Regions from separate parts of the Homo sapiens genome. Here region 2 is linked to region 1. Evidence: chromatin loops called from intact Hi-C (ENCODE). Cell type or tissue: dorsolateral prefrontal cortex. All regions are shown on one strand. Each heading gives the region's core, and the rest is flanking DNA. Links, peaks and the distances in the headings are about the cores only. Region 1 overlaps SLC24A1 (solute carrier family 24 member 1). Region 2 overlaps LOC105370866 (a long non-coding RNA gene).

Region 1 (12,484 bases), core at 4,485-12,484:
GTCCAGGGACAGAGGCTCTTCATTTCCCTTCTCCTCCTCTTCCTCCTCCTCCTCCTCCTCTTCCTCCTGCTCTTCCTCCTCCTCCTCTTCCTCCTGCTCTTCCTCCTCCTCTTCCTCCTCTTCGCTATCCCCTCCATCACTTCCCCCTCCATCTTCTACACCTTTCTCATCATTTTTGGCTTCACCGTGATTTTCAGCACTGAGTTCCTGGCTTTCAGTTTCACCTTCATTACCTTTCATTTCACCATCTTCTGCGTGGATTTCACCCTCATCTTCACCTTCATTGTCTCCTTTTCCTTCTGCTTCATTTTCATCTTCACATTCTTCTCCTTTTCCTTGTGTTTCAGTTTCACCTTCACCTTCTGGTTGAGTTTCACCTCCACTTTTCTCTTCAGTTTCACCTTCACCAGCAGTTTCGCCCTCTTCGCCTGGCATTTCACCTGTGCTCTCGGCCTCAGCCACATCTTCCTGCAATCCAAAACCAACAGATTAATGTGTGGTAACTGCTCTGCTTGTTTTCCTTATGTTACTCCCCCATTTTTTTGTTGGCGTGCTTCTCAGAAGGTATCTGAAAACTTAAGTATGAGGAGAAAACTAGTGCGATAATTCAGCAGAATTCCCATGACCACACTCCTACCTAGTGGCTGTCCAGCTTTTATTTGATCATTTCCAGGGGTGGAAAGCTCACCACCTGAAGCAGCTTCTGTCATCTTTGGCACCTCTGATTCATCTGAAGTCCATATTTATATCAAAGTTCTACCCCCATGTATAGGTTTACTCTTTGATGCCTTACAAAACATCAGTCTTCCATGAGACAGCTCTCTTCCCTGGGTTAAAGATTCCCAGGTCCTTATATCATTTCTACATGCTATGGCCTAGAGCCTCCTCCCTATCCTGGTGAACTCATTTTAATTAGCTTATATCCCAGGAGGAGGGCATCCAAAACTGAATACAGAATATTGCATGGAGTGGAACAGGACTATCACCTCCCTTGTCTTAGATACAATGTTTCCATTAATGTTGCTTAATATGGCATGACATCCTTTGGTGGTCACAATGCATTGCTGAGTCTACTAAAACTCCTAAATTGTTTTATTACCTTATATCTACAAAATAAGGATGATAATGCCTATTTATTGAGGGTTTTTATGTGCCAGGCACCATGGGAAGTAGTTTAATAATAATAGCTAGCACTTACGGTGTTTTATGAATCAATTAATTCATGATATGGATAAAACTATGCCCATCTTACAGATGGAGAAACTAGAGTAAAAGGAACTAAGTAACTTGCCCATGGTCCACGTGGTTTATAAGTGATGAAGTTGGGATTTGAATATGGGTGGTCCACCAAGCTATCCTGCTTTACCAATCAATACCAGGTAAAGGGCCAAATGAGATGTCTGGCTCCCAAACTTGGTAGCCTGAGGAGCTTATTAGAAATTCAGATTTTTAGGCTGGGCACGGTGGCTCATGCCTGTAATCCTAGCACTTTGGGAGGCTGAGGTGGGCGGATCACAAGGTCAGGAGTTTGAGACCAGCCTGGCCAACATGGTGAAACCCTGTCTCTACTAAAAATACAAAAATTAGCTGGGCGCGGTGGCAGGCGCCTGTAATCCTAGCTACTCAGGAGGCTGAGGCAGAATTGTTTGAACCTGGGTGGTAGAAGTTGCAGTGAGCTGAGATTGTGTCACGCACTCCAGCCTGGGTGACAGAGCAAGACTCTGTCTCAAAGAGAAAAAAGAAATACAGATTTTCTGACCCCACCTGGACCAACTGAATTAGAATCTTTAGAATTGGAAGCCAGGAATCTGTATTTTAACATACTCACAGCTGTTCCTAAAACATCCACCTTTAGACCAGTGTTTGGGAACCACTGACTATCTCCACACACCCTAAAAGCCATTGATAGCTGGGTGTGGTCTCAGACATAGATGCCTATGTTTCAACTACTCAGGCAGCTGAGGCAGTAGGATCGCTAGAGCCCAGGAGTTCCAGGCCAGCCTGGGCAATATAGTGAGACCCCATACCCCTGTAAAAAATTTAAGAGATAGGCTGGGCACGGTGGCTCACACCTGTAATCTCAGCACTTTGGGAGGCTGAGTCGGGCGGATCATGAGGTCAGGAGTTTGAGACCAGCCTGACTAAAGTGGTGAAACCCCATATCTACTTAAAAAAAATAAATAAATAAAAATTAGCCAGGCGTGGTGGTGCATGCCTGTAAGTGCCTGTAATTCCAGCTCATCAGGAGGCTGAGGCTGGAGAATTGCTTGAACCCGGGAGGCAGAGGTTGCAGTGAGCTGAGATCGTGTCACTGCACTCCAGCCTAGGCGACAGAGCAAGACTCAGTCTCAAAAAAAAAAAAGAGATAAAATTAAAAGCCATTGATTCAGAGTGTCCTCAGATTAGGCAACCAGCTAACCTGTAGCAATATGCTGGTCCATCCCTTGAGCAAGAGCCCTGGGCTGTGTGTTCATGGAGTAAATATGTTGTCTGTAACAAATGTCATGATATTGGCAACCCCCAAAGGATGTTGAGTGAGTCTCAATTGTGCTGCACATTAAAATCACCTGAAGGCTTTTTTTTTTGTTTTGAGGCGGAGTCTTGCTCTGTCGCCCAGGCTGGAGTGCAGTGGCACCATCTGGGCTCACTGCAAGCTCCGCCTCCCGGGTTCACGCCATTCTCTCACCTCAGCATCCCGAGTAGCTGGGATTACAGGCATGTGCCACCACACCTGGCTAATTTTTTGTAGTTTTAGTAGAGACGGGGTTTCACCGTGTTAGCCAGGATGGTCTCGATCTCCTGAGCTCGTGATCCGCCCGCCTCGGCCTCCCAAAGTGCTGGGATTACAGGCGTGAGCCACCGCACCCGGCCCTGAAGGCTTTTTAAACCATTGATGCCCAAGGACCCACCCCAGATATTCTGACTTCATTGGTTGAGGGTGGGGCCTGGTCATTTTTTTTACTTCCCCAAATTATTCTAATATGCAACCAGGGTTGAGAACCCCCAATGAAGACAACAAATACTACTGATGAGGCCTGCAGTTTGAACTGAGAATGAGGATTGAGAAGATTTTCGTCTGAAATCATTCCTGCCCTCTCCTGTCTACCCCCATCAGGTAGAGAATGCTTCCCAGAGGAGATGACAAGTCATTTAAACCCATAAATATGGGAGCGTCTGTCTGTTCTGCACCCTCTACTCTGAAGACTGTCACTCCTAATAGCCCCAGCTGAGCAAGTAGCTTCCACTTCCTGTGTTGGAGTCAAGTCAGCCAGCCACAACCAGTTGGATGCAAGCTGGATTCTTGACCAAGGAGCTGGGTTGAACCGATTCTTTCTCTCTCTGTCTCTCTCTTTTTTTTTTTTTTTTTTTTTTTTGAGACAGTCTCTCTCTGTCACCCAGGCTGGAGTGTAGTGGTGCGACTTCTGCTCACTGCAGTCTCCGCCTCCACAGTTCAAGTGATTCTCCTGCCTCAGCCTCCCAAGTAGCTGGGATTACAGGCACGCACCACCACACCCGGCTAATTTTTGTATTTTTAGTAGAGATGGGGTTTCACCATGTTGGCCAGGCTGGTCTCAAACTCCTGACCTCAAGTGATCCTCCTGCCTCGGCCTCCCAAAGTGCAGGGATTACAGGTGTGAGCCACAACACCCGGCCCGATTCTCTCTCTTTTAAGACTGGAAACCAGTCACTGATTCTCCTGTGGATGCAGGATTGGGATTGTAGCTTGGGGTTATATGTGTGCTCATAAGGGAACAAATGAAGCCAGCCTGCCAAGAGAGGCCCATGATAGAGCCTGTACTCAGAGAAGGAATGTGAGGGAGAGCAGGACATGGAATGAGAAGCCACCAGGGTCACAGATGCCTTCTCAGGCCTAGGCCCAGCTCTTCATGAGATCAAGCTTCACTTCCTGCCCTGGGATTCCAGGGAATACCTCTGTATCCTCTTAATCCTTTTTACTTGAGCTAGCGGTAATAGACCTACTCATGTTACCATGAAGCTGTCTTAGACGCTGAACCCAAAGTTGCTGGCTTAAGGATGAGATATAATCAAGCGTTTTCTGGGTATTGAATGGAGAGAAAAAAAGAGATGGAACTTGCAAATGGAATGTTTTTTACTGTCAGTCACTCAACATATATTGAGCCAGCTGTGCACCAGGCATTCTGCTTCCCTCTGTAGGGGAGACAGGGATGACTCAGACTTCGATCTTGCCTTCAGGAACCTCACCACCTAGCAGGCTCAGAATCCAAGGAAGACAGTTGGTAAAAGCCCTGGGATAGGTGCAGAGCACCAGGGGCATTCAGATTTGGAGTGGTTCAAGGCAGCTACATGACAAAGGTGTTTATACTGGCCAGGGGCTGGGGAGGGGGGTGGGGTGCATGGTAAGATGAGGATATATGAAAATGGAGGAGAAAAGGCATTCTAGGGAGAGAAAACCATGTGAGCCAAGGCTGGGAGGTAGAAAAACATGGAGACGGCCGGGCGTGGTGGCTCATGCCTATAATCCCAGCACTTTGGGAGGCCAAGGTGGGTGGATCACAAGGTCAGGAGATCAAGACCATCCTGGCCAACATGTTGAAACCCCGTCTCTACTAAAAATACAAAAATAAAAATAAAAAAAAGAAAAACATGGAGACAAGAAATCCAGTTTGGCTGGAGCATGGTAGAAGAAGAGACCATGAGGCTGTAAAGACGGGGCAGTATCAGGACTTGGAAAGCTCTGCAGACAAGGCTGAGATGCCTGACCAGGTGCAGTAGGCAATGAGGAGCCTCAGAAGGTTGGAAAGCCTTCACCCAGCATCCCTCCCACCTGCATTTCAAGCTTCCCAGTGCTCAGGAGCTACCTGGTCTCACTGTCACCTAGTTGCTGACAGACCCACTAACAATTATTCCTTATGTTCTTATAGCATGTGACAGTTCACAATACATTGTCAATATGTTAGCTCACTCATGTAAGATGTTCCAGTGAGTTAATTGGCCCCATGAGATACTTGTATTTTTCAAGTGATCTTCAGAGAAAGGGTAATATTTACCCCCAGAGGAATGAACCTCAAATAGGATTTCAGACCTTCAGGGAGGATGTATTTTTGGTCAAGAGTTCCTTCCCTAGACCTCTCCAATTTTGTCTGTGCCAAGGCTGGGTGCCTACCTGACCGCCTGGATTCTCCTTCTGATCTCCCTTGATGTCTGGAACAGGGGCTGGTGTGACCGTGACCGCAGGGAGCTTGGCTGGCTCCTCCTCTTTAAAGGATAAACATGGGTTACATCAGAAGAGTGGACAAGGTTCTGAAGGAAGCTGGCAGAGACACTGGCATAAGTGGCTACAGGGCTATTGGACTTCAGGGTTTCTGAAGGTTTATTTGGGGGAATTTCTTGTTGGTAGGAAAAGTAAGATGATGTGAATTGTTATTGCCCTGACCTATCTGCAGATGAGAAGACAGTTGGCAAGTGACCATCCGTGCTCCCCTATAATTCACAGACATATCCATCCTGGCCATTGTGGCCAAAGACACTGTCAACAGCTGGGCAGTCAGAACAGAGAGAGGGCAAAGCTCCCAGCACTCAGAGAATGACCCTTTGGGAAGGATCCTGCTGATTCCAAAGGCAGCAGCTTTTGAAGCCTTGGAACAGGACTGACGGGAAGGGAAACTTGGAAAGTCTGGAGAGCTAGGTTTAGGTACAGGTTCTCTCACTTCTTGGCTGTGTGGCTTTGGGAAGTCACTTGACCTCTCTGAGACTCTTGTCTATAGGATGGGAAGAATGACTGCTGTTCCACCTCCATCCAGGGGTTGCTGGGTGGATCAGGCAGTCCTGGTGTGCTGTGCAGAGCCCACATGGCAGTGGCTGTCCCACTTTCTCAGTCCTAGCTGCCACACAGATACTAGACTTCTGTGACACCAGACCCCTGGTAGCCTTCCCTCACTGGGGTTGCTGATTTCAGACCAATAACTAGCAACACTGTCCTTGTACAGAAGAGACAGGAAGAAGAAATAAAGTCCCACAGTCTCATTTGGGATGAGATTTAGCAAAAAGAAGTGGGAGTTCAACAACCCCTAGCCTTCCCTCGCCTACCCCAGCTGTGGAAAACGGAGAGGAAGCTGTATGGGGCCACTCTCAGACCAGCGGCCATGTCAGAAAGACAGCACCTGGGAAGGAAGAGTCTGGAGTGGAGCGGCGATCAGGGCAACACCCTACCATCACTCTAACTGACTGGCTCACAGAGGCCAAAGATGTGCCTCAGCCCCTGGCCTGGCTGGCTGCTGCCTCCAGGCCAAGCTCACTACTGACAGCAGGGAGAGGGGGGCAGGAGAAAACCCACTGGTCTGGCCATCCTCTCACCTTCTGGTTTGCTTTCTGCTTTGGCCTGGGGTTGGGCTCTGGCCCCTTGATTCAAGCTCTCCTCCTCCTTCTCCTTGGCAAGGCGAACTGCAAATGAGACAGGACATACATCTTACCTGGAATTGTAGGATCATCCCTGCCACGCCCTTTCAGTTAGGACAGTCAGCTGAGCAGCCAGAGGGCAGCTGCAGAGTGTGGGAAAAGGCTGCCATGGGGGTTGTGACATCTGGATTCTGATCCTACGAGGCCTAGTTGTGGTGCCTAATTCCCAAAGTTCTGTCTTACATTCTCTGCATTGTCACTGACTGGCTGTGACCTTAGGGTAAGTCATTTCCCTTCTCAAGGCCTATTTCCTCTCTGGTAAAATGACATGGTTGGACTCAGGACCAAGAAATAGGATTTATTTCCTTTACAAGCTCAAGTGATGGCCTGCTTGGGTACTGAATTGAGAAGGACTCTGACCCAAACTTTGTAGAAAAGTACCATGATTGATTGGTAATGTCTGTGATAGACATGGAATGGAGAAATAATTGCAGGGAGATGTTTTTGCCATCCTTGGACTATATTATCTTTGTAGCTTACTTTCTATGAATCTACTAGAGGCTTTGTTATAGCTCCAGGGGGACGGCTGATGGCCATGTTCATAAGCCTTCCCTCTCCAGTGGAAAAGGGGAAATGGTTCACCAACAAGCTCTCGGATACACCCTTTTTGACCCCAGGCACAACAAGAGCCCGAGAAGGGCCTCCTTCAGATCCCTATGCACATGCTTTGCTGGAGGCCCACAGGGCAGCATGCACAGAATTGTGCTGCCCTGATTTCCAGGTGAGAAACACGGGACAGGCAACTCTCTTTAACTGGGACTACGTGCCAGGAAACATGCAAAGCACTTTACGTGTATAATTTCAAGGTGAGAAGGGAAGAAGGAACAAGGCTGAGGTGAAGGAGTCCACAGCTGTGTGGCCTGGGAGGGCGAAGGCAGTGGTGCAAGTGAAGAACAAAGTGGTGTCATGGGATCTACGGGCTCTATTCTGAATTTAGGCTGGCTCTGCCCCATGAGCACCGGGTGACTTTGGGAAGCCTGTGTGCCGGCACTAAGCCTCAGCATCCTCTCTAAAAAGGCAATACCGTCATATCCTCAGGGGACTGATGTGATGAGGATCCATGAGACAAAATAAATAAAAACACTTTTACTGCTGCAAATGCTGGCCTCACTCATATTGTTCCTTTAGCACAATTCTGAAGCCTGATGACCTGGGTTTGAATCCTAGTTCTGCCACTTGCGCTATAGCTGTGGACCTAACTGGGTGATTCCTTAAGCTCTCTGTACTTCAGATTCTTCATCTGTAAAATCTTCCAGAGTTGGTGACAAAGTAAATGAATTTATACATGAATATGGTCAAAACAGTGTCTGGCACCTAGAAAGCACTCTATAACTTTTAGCTGTAACAACAACAACAACAATGATGAAAACAAATTGACAAGAGTAGTTGAGAGCAGCTGTCCTACCTGGGAAGCACCCCACAGTGATGATGCCCGGCATCCCAGAGGGTCCGAGTTAGAAGGAACCCTGGAGATCATCTAGTCCATAATACAGACGGACTGAGAGGAAACGGAGAAGCTGGAAAGTGCAATCTGGGAAGCTGGGTGGATCAAAGGCTCTGCCTGGCTCCAGGACAAGCAGGAAACAGATAAATGGGTCTGGAATTTCCTCCTCTCTACCTGTCTCCTAAACTCTCAGTTAGTTCAGCTGCAGCTGGCTCTGGCAATAAGCTCCATGGGTAGAGCCACTATGACATGTGTGGTCCCTCGAAGTGGCCTGGTGGGCCTGGGTCCTCATCAGAACTGAGAGGTGGGGGGCCAACACACCTTCGTCCAGACAAACCCAGTGCCCCCTTGGCACTAATCAAACCCTGAAGTCTTCTGTTGAGCAATGTGTAGCTGCTGTCACAGGAGGGCTCCCTTGGTTCTGGTCTTGGCACTGAGATTATCTGCTGGCTGTTGCTGGAAGGGCTAGCCATAAACACAAGCTTCCCCCTTTCCTTCTCATCCTCATCACAGCCTAGACTCTCACTTCCCATGTTACTGAGGAAAACAGGTCAGCTGCAGGGTCTCCCCCACCCTGTCTCACACACATCCAAGTGAAATCACCAGAAAAGCCATGGGACCCTGGAGAGGATAAGCCCCTTCACAGGGAAGGTGAGAGTTCAGACCCCAGGAAACATCTTTTCCACGGATCAGCTCTGTGGAAAGAGCTGGAACACCTGTAAAGAGTGGAAACATCTGGACGGCCATCTGGAAACAGCATACAAAAACACAAATGTGCATCTAGAGAGCCTGGGGAACAAAGGCCCTCATCACAGCCCTGCATGGTCCCCACCCCTCCCATATGTCATCTCAGGGTGTAGAATCAGGCTGGGCTCTTGAGCACGACTGAATCCCAGAGGACATCTGCAGTCACGAGAGCCATTCCATGCCCCAAAGACACCCAGAGACAATGTACCAGCATGCTTGTCCTCCCTGGGATGATTGCTGCTGGCTCCTGGGCACTCGTTTCCTCACATGCCTCTCCCCTCTCAGCAGGGCCGGATCATGGCTTTAGCATCAATCTCCTCTGACCTCAGCCTGGCCTGAACATCACATAATCCTGTTAGGACAAGTAGGCCAGCTGGAGGCTGTTGGTCATGGAGATGCCCAGCTGGGGGCCCTCCAGTCCCACCCAAGAGGTCTTTATCATCAGGACTTTGCTAGAGTCAGTGATTCCTCTGGGAGTAGCCACTGATGACCCAGAGATACAGCTTTCCTCATGGGGCCCTGGCCAGAGCACCCCGGCACTCATCACCAGAGGCTGTCAGGGGCTGCAGCTTCCATTCTGCAAACCCCAGAGGTACTATTTTTCTAGAGCTGACATTTGGGGATGGCCTCTCTCACATGTCTGCTGAGGTTTACCTTGAGGAATTGCTTTTTATTTTTTCTTTTCTCTCTCTTTTTTTCCTAACAGCTCCATCAGCAGCTTAGATTAATTTTTTTCTCCCTTTCTCTCTCTCTCTGTTCTTACCTTGAGGAATTCCTAAGGAAGGTTTCATCACTTGTCTTTGATGCAGCTTTTCACAGTATGGTTTATTTATTTATTTGTTTGTTTGTTTGTTTGTTTATTTAGAGATGGTCTCGCTCTGTCACCAGGCTGGAGTGCAGTGGCACGATCTTGGCTTACTGCAATCTCTGCCTCCCAGGTTCAAGCGATTCTCCTGCCTCAGCCTCCCAAGTAGCTGGGACTACAGGTGTGTGCCAATTTTTGTGTTTTTAGTAGAGACAGGGTTTCACCATGTTGCCCAGGATGCTCTCGATTTCTTGACCTCGTGATCCGCCCACCTTGGCCTCCCAAAGTACTGGGATTACAGGCGTGAGCCACTGTGTCCAGCCTTTTTAAAAATTATTTATTTATTTATTTATTTGAGGTGGAGTCTCACTCTGCAGCCTAGGCTGGAGTGCAGCGGTGCAATCTCGGCTCACTACAACCTCCACCTCCCGGGTTCAAGTGACTCTCCCGTCTCAGCCTCCCAAGTAGCTGGGATTACAGGCGCCTGCCACCACGCCTGGCTAATTTTTTTTGTATTTTAGTAGAGATGGGGTTTCACCGTGTTGCCCAGGCTGGTCTTGGACTCCTGAGCTCAGGCAATCCACCTGCCTCGGCCTCCCAAGATGCTAGGATTACAGGCGTGAGCCACCATGCCTGGCTGGTATTTTTTTTTAAAACAACTGACAACCCAATATTGTCTCTGAAAAGGACTTCAGAGCCTAAAGAAAATTCTGAGCCCCGAAAATTTGTCCTTGAGCCAGAAAGGTCAGTCAGAGTGCTCCCTGGGACTCAATGGATCATTCTGTGGTGTCATATTCAGCTCAGCCCTCAGCCCTCCTGCCCAACTGCAGTCCAAGCCCTTGGCTTTTGCACAAAGGCTAGCATTTCCTTGATGGGCCTCCTGGCTGGGTTCCGGTTCTGCACCAGAGCCCCAGAGATGGGGAGGCTCCAGGAGAGCAGGAGAGTAGCTGAGAAGTGCCCTTTAGGGGTCTGAGATGCATGTTGGGGGCAGCTCTCTGGGGAAGAGAAGCAGAAGGCAGGATGTGGTAAGGTGGACAGTGAGAATCTCAGCCGCTGCCACCATTTGTCAAATTGGACAACAGCCCCCACTATACTTTGGACCCTGCTCTTACCCTCGTCACCCTTAAAAGGGTCCTGGCAGTTTCCAGGGTGTCCTTTGGGATTCCAGACTTGGGGAGGAGTTGGCAGGTTTCCTAGGACTCCAGAGTTGAATATAAAGCAAAAGGAAGTGCCACTAAGAACTTCTGGGCTTTGGGACCCTACAAGAGGCGTCCCCAGAAGCAGCCCAGGCCAGTCAGCCTGGGCTGAGCTGCTTGGCTAGACACTCTCCATGGAACACTGGGGCTGACTCCTGGGCAGTGGGCTTTGCAGGGCAGCCCCATCCCAAATCTGTGCAGAGCACATGGTACTCACAGCCTAACTGCAGGTTAATGCCTTCATTTTACAGGGAGGGACAGAGGCAGGGAAGTGGGATGTGGATACCCAAGGACCTTAGCCTCCATGTTCTTTGTTGCCCTCTCTTGGTGAGTCCCCTGTCTTGGTCTCTACCCTCTTTCCCAGACTGTCTGACTTTTACTACTTTCCTCTGCTTATTATCTCTTCCCACTCCCTCCTCACTGCCTCTAGGATTTTCAGGTCCCAGTTCTTCTCCAGCTGCAGGAGGGAAGGAGTGGATGGGGCAAACCACAAAGGTCTGGAGAGGCCTTGCTTACCTTCCCTCAGGGGGTCCAGGCTGTGGAGCATGAGCTGGTAGATGGTGCTGCGGATGGTGCTGTTGTGCAGAGAGGTCGAGCTGCTCCCTCGGGTCAGCAAGGACGGGAGCTGAGCAAGAGGAGAGCCGCACAGTGGGCCCCTGTCCAAGCCAGGGGAGGAACCACACGAGGGCATCACTAACCTTGCCTCTTTCCCATAAAGATCAGGGAGAAAGCACAGATGCCTTATCCTGACCTCCCCTCTTCCTCCACCTCCAACCAGAAGAGTTACACTACTTTCTTTCTCAGCCTCCCCTCAGCTCTTCCAGGACTATTTTGTTTTAGGTACTGAATAATTTCCCAACGTCTCCACAGGGAGCAACCTGGTGTATTAGGAATATCACGTTATGAAGGGTTTGCACATCCCTGCAAGTACACCCTCAGAAACACTCCCTCACCCACACACCACACAGACAGACCCACTGCACATGGCTACAGCCCTTTACAGTCCACAAAGAGCATTATCACGTTTTATCATTGCCCCACTCCCAGAGACAAGCAAAGCTATGATCCCCATCTATGGAAAGGGAAAGGAAAACTCAAAGAAGCTAGGTGCCTAAGCCAAGGTCATGCAGGAAGTAAATGAAAGAGTCAGACTGGTACCCAGGTCTTCTGTGGTCTTCTGATTCCCAGTTTTCAGTTTTGTTTTGGTTTTTTTTCTGCCCATGTGCTCAGAGACCCTCACAGGTACACACATACACACACATCTATACTGTACAGACACAGATGTGACACTTATTCATAGTGACACATATAGAAATATCATCTGATTTACAATGGAACATCCAAAGACAACGCTTCCACACTTGCGGAGTCCTCCCTCCCTTCTCTTCTTCCTCCCTCCTTTCTTCCCCCTCATCCCTCTGATCTGAACTCTTCTGCCATCTAGTGGTTGTGGTGACACTACTTCACCACAAGTCAGAGATTTTCTTTGGATGGGGGAGGTTCTTTAGGTTCAAGTTCGGAACTCCTTTCAAAGTTCCCCATAATTCTTTCCAGATACTTCATAGACTATAAACAGCTAAGACACAGTTTTTCAGAAACCTCAGACTCCTGTCCTCTCCAGTTCCCCTGCTATCTTTCTCTTAGTTCTGGGGCATTCCAAAGCCATAGGTAATCTGGCTTTTATATCAATCATACAATGTTGGGCTGTACATTAGGACTTGAATTCATCTAGTTCAAACAGTCATTTTACAGATGCAGAATCTGAAGCTCAAGGTCACACAGCAAGCTAATGGCAGAGAGGACTGTAACATTCCAGACTTAGCTCCCAAACTAGCACCTCCTCAAAGGCCATCT
Region 2 (11,403 bases), core at 3,404-11,403, 190 kb before region 1:
TCTGGAGGCTGAGGCAGGAGAATTGCTGGAACCCCAGTGGCAGAGTTTGCAGTGAATCGAGATCGTGCCATTGCACTCCAGCCTGGGCGACAAGAGCAAAACTCAGTCTCAAAAAAAAAAAATAAATTAAATAAAATAAAATAAATTCTATGGTCCTTCTATTTTTCCTGGGCTTTTCTCAGATGACAGAGCTCTTATTTATAGGCACTAAAAGAAGGTAATTAAATAATTATAGGATGAAAGTATAAGCAAATGGATGTGCAGATGTCTGCTGAAATACTCTTGATGCCTGAGTAGCAAGCACTTTATAAACTCAGCCAGACAAAGGAGGAGATTGCAGGACAAAATCATTTATTCACAGCCATGTGGAAGCCATACATGAGATTCTCTGGTGGTAAAGACTGCAGTTGCTGTCTTCCAGAGAGAAGGTTTTGTTATGCAATTTTTTTTTTTTTCTGAGATGGAGTCTTACTCTGTCGCCCAGGCTGGAGTGCAGCGGCATGACCTTGGCTCACTGCAACCTCCACCTCCCGAGTTCCAGTTATTCTCCTGCCTGAGCCTCCCGAGTAGCTGAGATTACAGGTGTGTGCCACCATGCCTGGCTAATTTTTGTATTTTTAGTAGAGACAGGGTTTTACCATGCTCCCCAGGCTGGTCTCAAACTCCTGGCCTGAAGTGATTCTCCCACCTTGGCTTCCCAAAGTGCTGGGATTACAGGCGTAAACCACTGTGCCTGGCCTGTGTTCTCATCTGGAAAATCCAACTGATAGCCTTTGCCTTACCAGTGTTAAATCACGTTTAGCATAAAGCTGCCTCCTTACATATCTTAAGTTCAGCCTAAAGGTTTCTCTGTACATCATGAACTATAACCTAAATGGAGCTGTATACAGGCTGTAGTCTACTTTTGTGTCAATCATTGAGTTTTGGCCAGTCAAGGATGGCCAACTGTTCAAACGTGTTCAAATAAGGCAAACACCGAACTGTAACCCATCCAGCTGTTTCTCCTCCTCACTTCTTTTTTCTGTTTGTCATTTTCCTTTTTCTGGCCATAAATCTTCCACCATGTGGCTGCGCTGGAGTCTCTGAGCATACTCTGGCTCAGGAGGCTGCCCGATTCACAAATTGTTCTTTGCTCAATTAAACTCTTTTAAATTTAATTTGGCTACAGTTTTTCTTTTAACATCTGTTTCTCAGAATAAAAGTGAAAGATTCCAATGAAAACATTGAAAAAGTAAAAAGAGCTATGAATGTGACATCTTAATGCAACTGCAACAATTTGGCAACACAATTGGTAATCCAGGGTTGCCGGGTTTGTGAAAAGGTACACATCTCCTGGGCCTCTGCCTCTTCCAGATACTTACGGCCAGTTTTGTTGATAGAGTACACTTGTCAATGACTCTTTCCTCCCATCCAAGCTTCCATCCACCATACCTATCATAACAATACCATAAGGTAAACATTATTAAGCCCCAGTTACAGTTGTATGAAAAGTAGTACAGAGAGCTTAAGTGTCTTCTTTACAAGCTAATAACAAATATATATAGAAGAGCTGGGATCTGACCCCAGAACTCCAACACTAATCTCTGGTCTCCTATGTTTCTCTGTTATCTTTTAAAACACCAGTGTCTTGGCCGGGTGAGGTTGCTCACACCTATAATCCCAGCACTTTGGGAGGCCGAGGCGGGCACATTGCCTGAGCCCAGGAGTTCGAGACCAGCTTGAGCAACATGGTGAAACCCCATCTGTACTAAAAATACAAAAATTAGCCGGACATGGTGGCATTCACCTGTAGTCTTAGCTACTCAGCAGGCTGAAGTGGGAGGATAGCTTGAGCCCAGGAGATGACGGAGGTTGCAGTGAGCCATGATCGCACCACTGTACTCTATCCTGGGCAACACAGAGAGATCTTATTTCAAAAAAAAACAAACAATGAAACATTAGTGTCTCTAATACAGTAGTCACCAGCCACAAATGACTATTTGCATTTAAATTAATTAAAATTAAACTGGGCCGGGTGTGGTGGCTCATGCCTATAATCCTAGCACTTTGGGAGGCTGAAGTGAGTGGATCACTTGAAGTCAGGAGTTCAAGACCAGCCTGGCCAATATGGTGAAACCCCATCTCTACTGAAAATGCAAAAATTAGCCAGGTATGGTGGCATGCACATGTCATTCCAGCTATTAGGGAGGCTGAGGCACGAGAATTGCTTGAACCTGGGAAGCAAAGGTTGCAATGAGTCGAGGTCACGCCACTGCACTCTAGCCTGGGCGACAGAGTGAGACTCTGTCTCAAAAAAAATAAATAAACAAAAATTAAACTGGATAAAAACATCCTCGCTTTCCACATTGCAAGTATTCAGTACCCATGTGTAGCTACTATATCAGACAGCATGGATATACAACATTTCCATCATTGCAAAAAGTTGAAATGAACAGTGTTACTGGCACACTACTGTATGCATCAGTAAGACACAGACTGGTGAAATATTTACTTTTACCTGATTCTGCCCCTCTTTCATCCTTATTGTCTAATTCTGAATGTTTTCTCTAGTCCCTCCTTCAGTCTTCTACCTAAATGCATGCCTGGAACTGGCCTGCTGGCTCTGAAGGGCACCCAGCACACAGGGCAGACACGGGGATTTTGATGACAAAGATTGATGCTGGCACTTTGCCTGAGCCCAGGAGACAGCAGCTCTAAAGCAGTCTGCAGCAACAGCACCAGGGTGGGAAGTGAACACCCTCTTTCTGCACATTTGCTGTTTGTTCACCTGCTCTGTCAGAAGTAGACAGAGGCAGAAAGGAAAAAGGAAAGAAGTTAAGTGAGGAGAACGAGAGGAGTGGGGCTAAAGACACCAAAACTTGGTGATCGAATTGTCTTCTAGTTCTTCCAGGCACAAAAGCTTATTCTCTAAAACCATTAAGGAGATTTCATTTGCCATTCCTACAATGGAAGGAATTTAATAATCACTCACTCTCTTAAAGCACTCACCAAACATGGATTTAAATGATCCCGGGCCTAATGATATGTTAAACATCCACATCCTCCTGATGAAGAAGACCCTAGTATAAGTGTTGAAAAAATCAAGTGTTACCAAAAAAAAAAAAAAAAAAAAAAGCCATGAATGAACTGTCTCCTCACCTAGTCCTGTCAATATGTCCTCCTTCTGTCTTCATGCTATCCTGAATATTTAGAAGCCTCTGCTTTGATACTCACCCTTCTTAAGGGGTCCTTTATGCCCAGGGAAGTTATATGAGGACCCATGGAGGTTTCAGCACTCTTTCTGACATCTAGGCTACAAACTGTCCAACCCATCTAAATGTAACAACAGTTTTACCCACATTGCTTTTCTGGCTAACTTCTCTAGCTCTTTGTGTAATTTAGGAAGTAGCATCTTCAAAACATTATAAAACACTCCTTAAGTAATGTGTAGGTGCTCTTTTGCAAGGCCCTGCCTCGCTCATGTGAGTATTATTTTAAAATACTGCCTCTGGATTCCTGGTCTTCAGTTTGAAATTTTTGTAGCTGCTTCAGCACTTCCTTCCCAGAGAGGGCTTGTGGCCTTGCTCCAAACAACACCACAGGACTTCCGCTAAGTATCCGGTTTTGTTTTGGTTTCCTACAACTGAGCTGTCACTCTCTGAGTTGCTGTTTTCAGAGCCCGCTGGGAGGAAAACAGGAATGGGCCCCTGCGGCACCATGCACAGGGCCAAGGAGCTTGGAAACCACTTGAAGGAGCAGCTGGGTGAAAAGTGGCAGGCCGCTATGGGACTCCTCTCTCAGCCTATGAGGACATAGATGACATCGGAAACCTGTGCTTACAGTTTCTCAGGGGCCTGGCACTTTGCTCTGTTGTCCCAGTGACTCACATGATAATTTTCCAGGCCTTCAAACTAGGTCAACAGCTTTGTTTGCCCAGAGAGCTCCCCTGGGAGGCCATTCTAAGGAAAGCAGACTGAAAGGGGATGTTTGGCCAGGTGATTCTTTTTGCTGGCTTTTAGCCTGAGGAAACATGATCAGTATTCAGGCCAGGAGTTTGGAGAATTAAAAGCTGCCAGCATCTGGGCTAAACCAACATACGTCAGTATTATTAGTTAAATGTTAACCATACTGCTAATTGCAGCCCTCTCCTGGAAAGAATTGAACAGATGATTTGGGAAGGCCCTAAAACAAGATGTCCACTCCTTATAGATAAGAAAGACAGCAGCTTGTGCTACAAATCTAGTCATAGAAGCTTCCATTAACTGTGAGTGGGACCTGATCAATTTTTTTCTTTATTAAGCGATGTAGTCTGATTCAGTATTTCTCAAATTTGAGAAGTCACAGAGCCCCAAGAACATATCTGAAGACCTGTAGACCCCAGTTTTTTAAGTCGGAATTACAAGTTTTTCTTTTCTTTTTTTTTTTTTTTTTTTTGAGACAGAGTCTTGCTCTGTTGCCCAGGCTGGAGTGCAGTGGCATGATCTCAGCTCACTGCAAGCTCCGCCTCCCATGTTCACGCCATTCTCCTGCCTCAGTCTCCCGAGTAGCTGGGACTACAGGCACCCGCCACCACGCCCGGCTAATTTTTTGTATTTTTAGTAGAGACAGGGTTTCACCATGTTAACCAGGATGGTCTCAATCTCCTGACCTTGTAATCCGCCCGCCTCAGCCTCCCAAAGTGCTGGGATTACAGGCGTGAGCCACCGTGCCCAGCCCGGAATTACAAGTTTTTCATACCAGTATTATTCACAATGGCCAGAAAGTGAAAACAACCCAAATGTCCATTGACTGATTGGTGGATAAACAATGGGATACAATGGCAACGAAAAGGAATGAAGTGCTGGTACGTGCTACAACATGGATGAATATCGAAAACATGCTAAATGAAAGAAGCCAGACACAAAGACCACATGTCATATGATTCCAGTTATATAAAATGTCCAGAATAGGCAAATCCAAAGAGACAGAGAGTAGATTAGTGGTTGCCAGGGGTTGGGGAGAGAGGGAAATGGACTGCTAATGGGTTTGGGGTTTTTTGAGGTGTGGGGGGTGATGAAAATGCTCTGAAATTATGTAGCAGTGATGGTTGCACAACCTTATGAGTATACCAAAAAACACTAAATTGTATACTTTAAAAGGATGCATTTATGGCATATGAATTACATCTACATTTTATTTGATTTGATTGATTGATTGAGACAGAGTCTCACTCTGGTTGCCCAGGCTGGAGTGCAGTGGTGCCATCTTGGCTCACTGCAGCCTCAACTTTTTGGGCTCAGGTGATTCTCCCACCTCAGCCTCCCAAGTAGCTGGGACTACAGGAGCATGACACAATGCCTGGCTAATTTTTTGTATTTTTTTTTTTTTTTAGTAGAGATGGGGTTTCACCATGTTGCCCAGGCTGATCTCGAACTCCTGGATTCAAGTAATCCGCCCGCCTCAGCCTCCCAGAGTGCTGGGATTACAGCTGTGAGCCACTGTACCCTCAGTCCATATCTAACTTTTAAAAGTTACATATTATTTTAATTTTAAAAGTTACATATTATTTTAGTTGATTACTGGGTATTAGAATATGTTAAATAGTTTGTGCAGAACAATGAAACCTTGTGTCAAGATTCACTTATGTGGTGGCTAGCCAGGTGGTCCAGAAGTGTAGGTTAATTGTAGATAATCATTGAGGGAAATCTAAAATATACTTGTAGATAATGTCAAGGCCCTAAGAACTCATCAGTAGAACTCTCAAGGGTCCCTGAACCCCAATTTGAGAAACATTGGCCCAGGTAACCTCCCAGGATTTGTGACCCTTTTACATGCTATGTGATGAAAACTCTTTATAATGTACTTTCCAAAGACAAAGTCTGGCCAGGGATGCCTTGGGATTTATAAGTCCCTTGGCTGAACCTTGGTAACATAAGTATGTTATTACTCCATCTACTCTCCAGATACTTAATTGAGCATGTGATCTATGAGGATAGAAATGCATTAACCCCATCATGAGATGAAAGTAGAGTATGATATCAGGTGATCTAACATGGAAGATCCTCTGAGGAAGGCCTCCCACTGGGGCCTCACTTGGTTCGTGGATTGATCACTCCTGACTTAGATACTATGACCTTCCAAAAGGGTCCCTGGTGATGGAATAAAGATGGATGCTGGTAACTCAAAACAGAGGGGAAGGCCAGTAGGCATTTATGTCAGCAAGGAGGCTTTCCCAAAAGGTCTGTTTGGGCATGGGCAAAGGTCAAGGTATATAGGGTGTGGTTCATGGTTGGCTTTTATACTTATTTAACTGGAGGACAACTCTCTCTACTCTTTGTTTTTTGGTTTTGTTTTTTGAGACAGAGTCTCGCTCTGTGGCCCAGGCTGGAGTGCAGTGGCGCAATCTTGGCTCACTGCAACCTCTGCCTCCCAGGTTCAAGTGATTCTCATGTCTCAGCCTCTTGAGTAGCTAGCATTACAGGCATGCATCACCATGCCTGGCTAATTTTTATATTTTTAGTAGAGACGAGGTTTCGCTCTCTTGGCCAGGCTGGTCTCGAACTTCCGGCCTCAAGTGATCCATCGACCTCAGATTCCCAAAGTGCTGAGATTACAGGCATGAGCCACTGTGCCCGGCCTGATTTTTTGTTTTCTCACCTAGAAAAAAAACAGAAATTATCCCACTTGCTAGGGTAGTTCAGTCATCAAACTACCAAATAGGGGCTACCAAAGCCCCTATTCTTTATGTATTCTTTATGTACTACACACTAGGCTTGTGCTGGGAGGAAACTGGTGTGGCCCCTTTTCTAAGGGAGCCCACAGCCCAGTGGGGGAGACTATTGTATGTTCTTAGTGTTATGGAAAGAAACTTTGTGTTGAAAGAACTTTGAAAACTATGAGTGCTTTAAAATATATGACAATAAGTATATTTTAATTATCCAGTATGAGTCAATGGTTGGTCTGATTTCTGGACCTGGGTATTTCTCTAAGAGGACTAGGTCTCGCTTTGTCACCCAGACTGGAGTGCAGTGGTGTGATCTAGGCTCACTGCAGCCTCAACTTCCCCAGGCTCAGGTGATCCTCCCACCTCAGCCTCCCAGGTAGTTGGGACTACAGGCGCAAGTCACCACGCCCAACACATTTTTGCATTTTTTATAGAGACAGGGTTTCGTCATGTTGCCTAGGCTGGCCTTGAATTCCTGAGCTCAGGCAATCCACCAGCCTAAGCCTCCTAAAGTGCTGGAATTACAGGCATGAGCCTCCATGCCTGGCCCAAACTACTTTTGTAGAATTAAACATTGGAGCAGTTACTAAATATCATTCACCTGGGTATTGACTGAATTCACCAACTCCCATGACGGTATTTTCATGTTGTGCCCACTAGGTGTCTCGTTATTTTGTAAGAAAATGGAAAAGCACAATGTTTCTACCTGTGTTACCAGTCAGCTATAGGATAAACATGGGAATCACTTAGCTAAAATCTCAGCCCCGTCCTAGCAATCATTGATTAAAATGCCAGTGGTTACCTCTCATTTGAGTAGAAGCAGGGAATGTCCACAAAGATGTCTTTGTGGATTCTTTCTGCTTCTCATAATCCATGTACCTAAAAACTGTTCTCTTAAAGTCAGGACTAGGAAGATGAAGTAGGAATTCTTCCACAACATGAGTACTAAGACCTTAAGGGTAACAGCACTGCATCCCCATTGGTTTCCTAGGTTAATGTTTATGCTGTAACCTGCATGTGAGCTGACATTCCCTAGCCACACCACACTATTTGTATGCCCAGCCAGAATGTGTTCTTCCCTATACATCAATCAAAAAGACTTGTTTTCACAACACAATCCAGGGTCTCTTCTTGCACTTAGAATTTCAGGTTTGTAAATAATATAATACTGCTTATCTCAATATTTTCACCTGTGTCATGAATGACTTTTCTTTAGATGGCCCATGCCGAACCTTCTGTATATGAGTGACATCAGAGCGGAAGGCACTAGATAACAAACAGGAAACTGAGTGCCTTCAAAAGTTTATTGCAACCTCAAGAGCCCATCTCATCAGGCTTTCATACTCTACTAATGGGAGTGTAAACTGATATGACCTTTCTGCAATACAATTTGACAGTATCTATCAAGAATGTATTTTAAAATGTATTTCAAAAGTACTCTTTAATGCTGTGTCTGTCAGGATCCCAAAAGAAAAAGGATTTCAGCCAGGAGCAGTGGCTCATGCCTACAATCCCAGCACTCTGGGAGGCCAAGATGAGTGAATTGCTTGAGCCCAGGAGTTCAGGACCAGCCTGAGCAACATGGTGTATTAGTCTGTTTTCATACTGCTATAAAGAACTGCCCAAGACTGGGTAATTTATAAAGGAAAGAGGTTTAATTGACTCACAGTTCAGCATGGCTGGGGAGGCCTCAGGAAACTTACAATCATGGCATAAGGCAAAGGATAAGCAAGGCACCTTCTTCATGTGGCGGCAGAAGGAGAAGTGCTGAGTGACGGGGGAAGAGCCCCTTATAAAACCATCAGATCTCGTGAGAACTCACTATCACGAGAATAGCAGGTGGGAAACTGCCCCCATGATTCAATTAACCTCCACCTGGTCTCTCCCTTGACACATGGGGATTATGGGGATTACAATTCAAGATGAGATTTGGGTAGGGACACAAAGCCTAACTATATCACATGGTAAAAACCCATCTCTACTAAAAATACAAAAATTAGCCAGGCATGGTGGCACACACCTGTAGTCTCAGCTACTCGGGAGGCTGAGGTGGAAGGATCACTTAAACCCAGGACACAGAGGTTGCAGTGAGCCTGTCAAAAGAAAAAAAAAAAAGAAAAAGGAAAACGATTTGAGTCAGGATGGTTCAAATGAAGAGACTCTTTTTTTTTTTTTTTTTGTTGGGGGACAGGCTCTCACTCCATTACCCAGGCTGGAGTGCAGTGGCACAACCTAGGCTCACTGCAACTTCTGCCTCCCGGGTTCAAGCGATTCTCCTGCCTCAGCTTCCTGAGTAGCTGGGTTTACAGGCACCCACCACCACCCCCAGGATAATTTTTGTATTTTTAGCAGAAAGGGGGTTTCACCATGTTGGCCAGGCTGGTCTCAAACTCCTGACCTCAAGTGATCCGCCTGTCTTGGTCTCCCAAAGTGCTGGGATTACAGGTGTGAGCATTGTGCCTGGCAATGAAGAGACTTTAATAAAAGAACTACTTACAGACAGGTAGGCTGGGCTAAGGGGTAAACAGGGATGTTAAGGCACCAAGAGAAAAGCAACAGTGGGAAGCAACATTTCCTTATCCTAGGGATAAAGGAACAGAGGGAGGAAATAATCTTACAGAATCCAGTAAGAGCAGGGAATGGTGGAGGAGGGATCCAACCCCAAGAAAGGAGACTAGGTTGGGGGTGGGGAGGGGTAAGCAGCTAGCTGGCTCAAAGCAGGAAGAGAGTAAGGAGGAAATACCCTGACTTCTCTCTCTTCTAGCATACGTGATCTCCGGCTGGTGCCACCCCTGAATAAATCCCAAGGAAGCCAAGGGGCAAGGAATGCTGGAGATGCAATTCTTTGGAATGAAGAAAGACAGAGATTGCGGTAGGGGTGGGGGCAGGAGTGAAAAATAACCTACACAGTCCTGTAGTTCCACTCCTTAGAATATATCCTAGGGGCATAATCAAAGATGGAAGCAAAGAATTATATATAAGAATGTTCTTCACAGGGTTAAGTATAATAGTAAAAAAAAAAGAAAGAAAATAAGCTAAATTTCCTATAATAGAAGGATAAATTATAGTATATCCATACTTTGGAATATTGTCATGACACAATAAACATTTTTAAGGAATCTGTGATGATATGTAGAAATGCTTACAATAAAATGTTAATTGAAAAAAACAAAGACACAAAACTGTATGCACAGTATTAACCCAGTTCCTTGAACACCTATATGCAAAAGGAAAAACATCTAAAAAATGTGAGCAGTATTTACTTTTGATGATAGGATTACTTTTTTTTCTTAGTAGCTTTCAATGTTTTTCCTTTTTTTCATATTAAGCATATAATAGTTTTGTGATCAAGGAAAAAAGCCAGTGCCAAAAAGGAGAGCCTTTCTTATTGAAATGGACTCTGCTCAATAGAAAATATTAACAAAGGACACAATTATTTAAGTGTATTAAAATCAGTGACATGAGAGGTGAACTTCAATCTGTCTCCATTTGATATCTGGACAAAAAGTGAAAGAAAAATCAGTCAATTTCTACATGATATTAAATATCCAGATATTTTTAGCCTGGGTGACATGGCAAAACTCCGTCTCTACAAAAAGTAAAAAAAATTAACCTGGCGTGATGGCACATGCCTGTTGTCCCAGCTACCAGGGAGACTGAGGTGGGAGGATCACCTGAGCCTGGGGAGGTTGAGGCTGTAGTGAGCCAAGATTGAGCCACTGCACTCCAGCCTGGGCAAGAGAGTGAGACCCTGTCTTAAAAAAAAAACATATATACATATATATATATATATATATATATATACACACACACGCACACACACACACACACACAAATAGATACATATATACACACACATAGATATTTTAGATGATTTTGATTCTTTACTATATTTTTCCCTCTTCACTTTCGTTGTAGCAGGACAAGCCACAGACAAAACTCCTCAGACACCGAGTTAAAGAAGGAAGAGGTTTATTCGGCCAGGAGCATCGGCAGGACTCCTGTCTCAAGAGCCGAACTCCCTGAGTGAGCAATTCCTGTCCCTTTTAAGAGCTCACAACTCTAAGGGGGTCCGCGTGAGAGGGTTGTGATCAATTGAGCAAGCAGGGGGTACGTGACAGGGGCTGCATGCACCAGTGGTCAGAGTGAAACAGAACAGACCGGGAAGTTTTACAATGTCTTTCTATAATCTATAGATAACATCAGTTGCTAGGTCAGGGGTCGAATTTTAGGCTTAGGTCAGGCAGGCCCAGGCCTGGTTTCGGGTCTGGTTCCTAGGTTTTGGGTCTGGTTCCTAGGTGCCAGGCTACCTGCCTTTAGTTTTGCTTCTCTATCCTTTTCTGAGTATAAAACAATATAAAACAATATGAGAGGGTCTGTCTCTCTTCTCTCATAGTGACAGGTATGAGATCAATTCAGCTTTAACTGGACTCACTCATCTTGCAACTCTGAAAAATTAAAAAAAAAATTTTTTTTCCCACAACTGTAGCATCAGGCATGGTGGTTCACACCTGTAATCCCAGCACTTCGGAGGACAAGGCAGGTGGATTGTTTGAGTCCAGAAGTTTGAGACCAGCCTGGCCAACATAGCAAATTAGCTCTGCATGGTGGTGTGTGCTTGTAATTCCAGCTACTCAGGAGCCTAAGGCACGAGAATTGCTTCAACCTGGGAAGTCGTGCAGTGAGCTGTCAGCTGTAGTGGAGCCAAGATTGTGCAACTG

What was found. Hi-C counts contacts between places; a loop is a spot of excess contacts. Peaks named below come from ENCODE experiments on the same cell type or tissue, not always from the same donor. Only the 100,000 strongest peaks of a DNase experiment are listed, where the experiment ranks them.
Region 2: it touches region 1 in a loop (2.1-fold over the local background); 31 of 110 quality-filtered maps call a loop at or near these places.

The regions. Positions count from the first base shown.
Region 1 is chr15:65,638,366-65,650,849 of GRCh38, reverse strand. SLC24A1 (solute carrier family 24 member 1) reads right to left here. Exons shown (of 10, transcript NM_004727.3): 4 at 11,147-11,255; 5 at 6,337-6,423; 6 at 5,147-5,238; 7 at 1-468. Among named protein-coding and RNA genes, the nearest start is that of SLC24A1, 23 kb to the right of the region's middle. In dorsolateral prefrontal cortex, for the core only: CTCF peaks have their summits at 11,864 and 12,074 (motif pointing left); a DNase peak (open chromatin) is centred at 9,031; H3K4me3 peaks cover 691 bases.
Region 2 is chr15:65,825,311-65,836,713 of GRCh38, reverse strand. All of the region lies in intron 1 of LOC105370866 (a long non-coding RNA gene), which reads right to left. Among named protein-coding and RNA genes, the nearest start is that of TRQ-CTG1-4, 38 kb to the left of the region's middle. RefSeq lists enhancers at 2,175-2,905, 3,638-4,368. In dorsolateral prefrontal cortex, for the core only: CTCF peaks have their summits at 7,158 and 7,365; a DNase peak (open chromatin) is centred at 3,763; H3K4me3 peaks cover 675 bases; H3K27ac peaks cover 1,376 bases.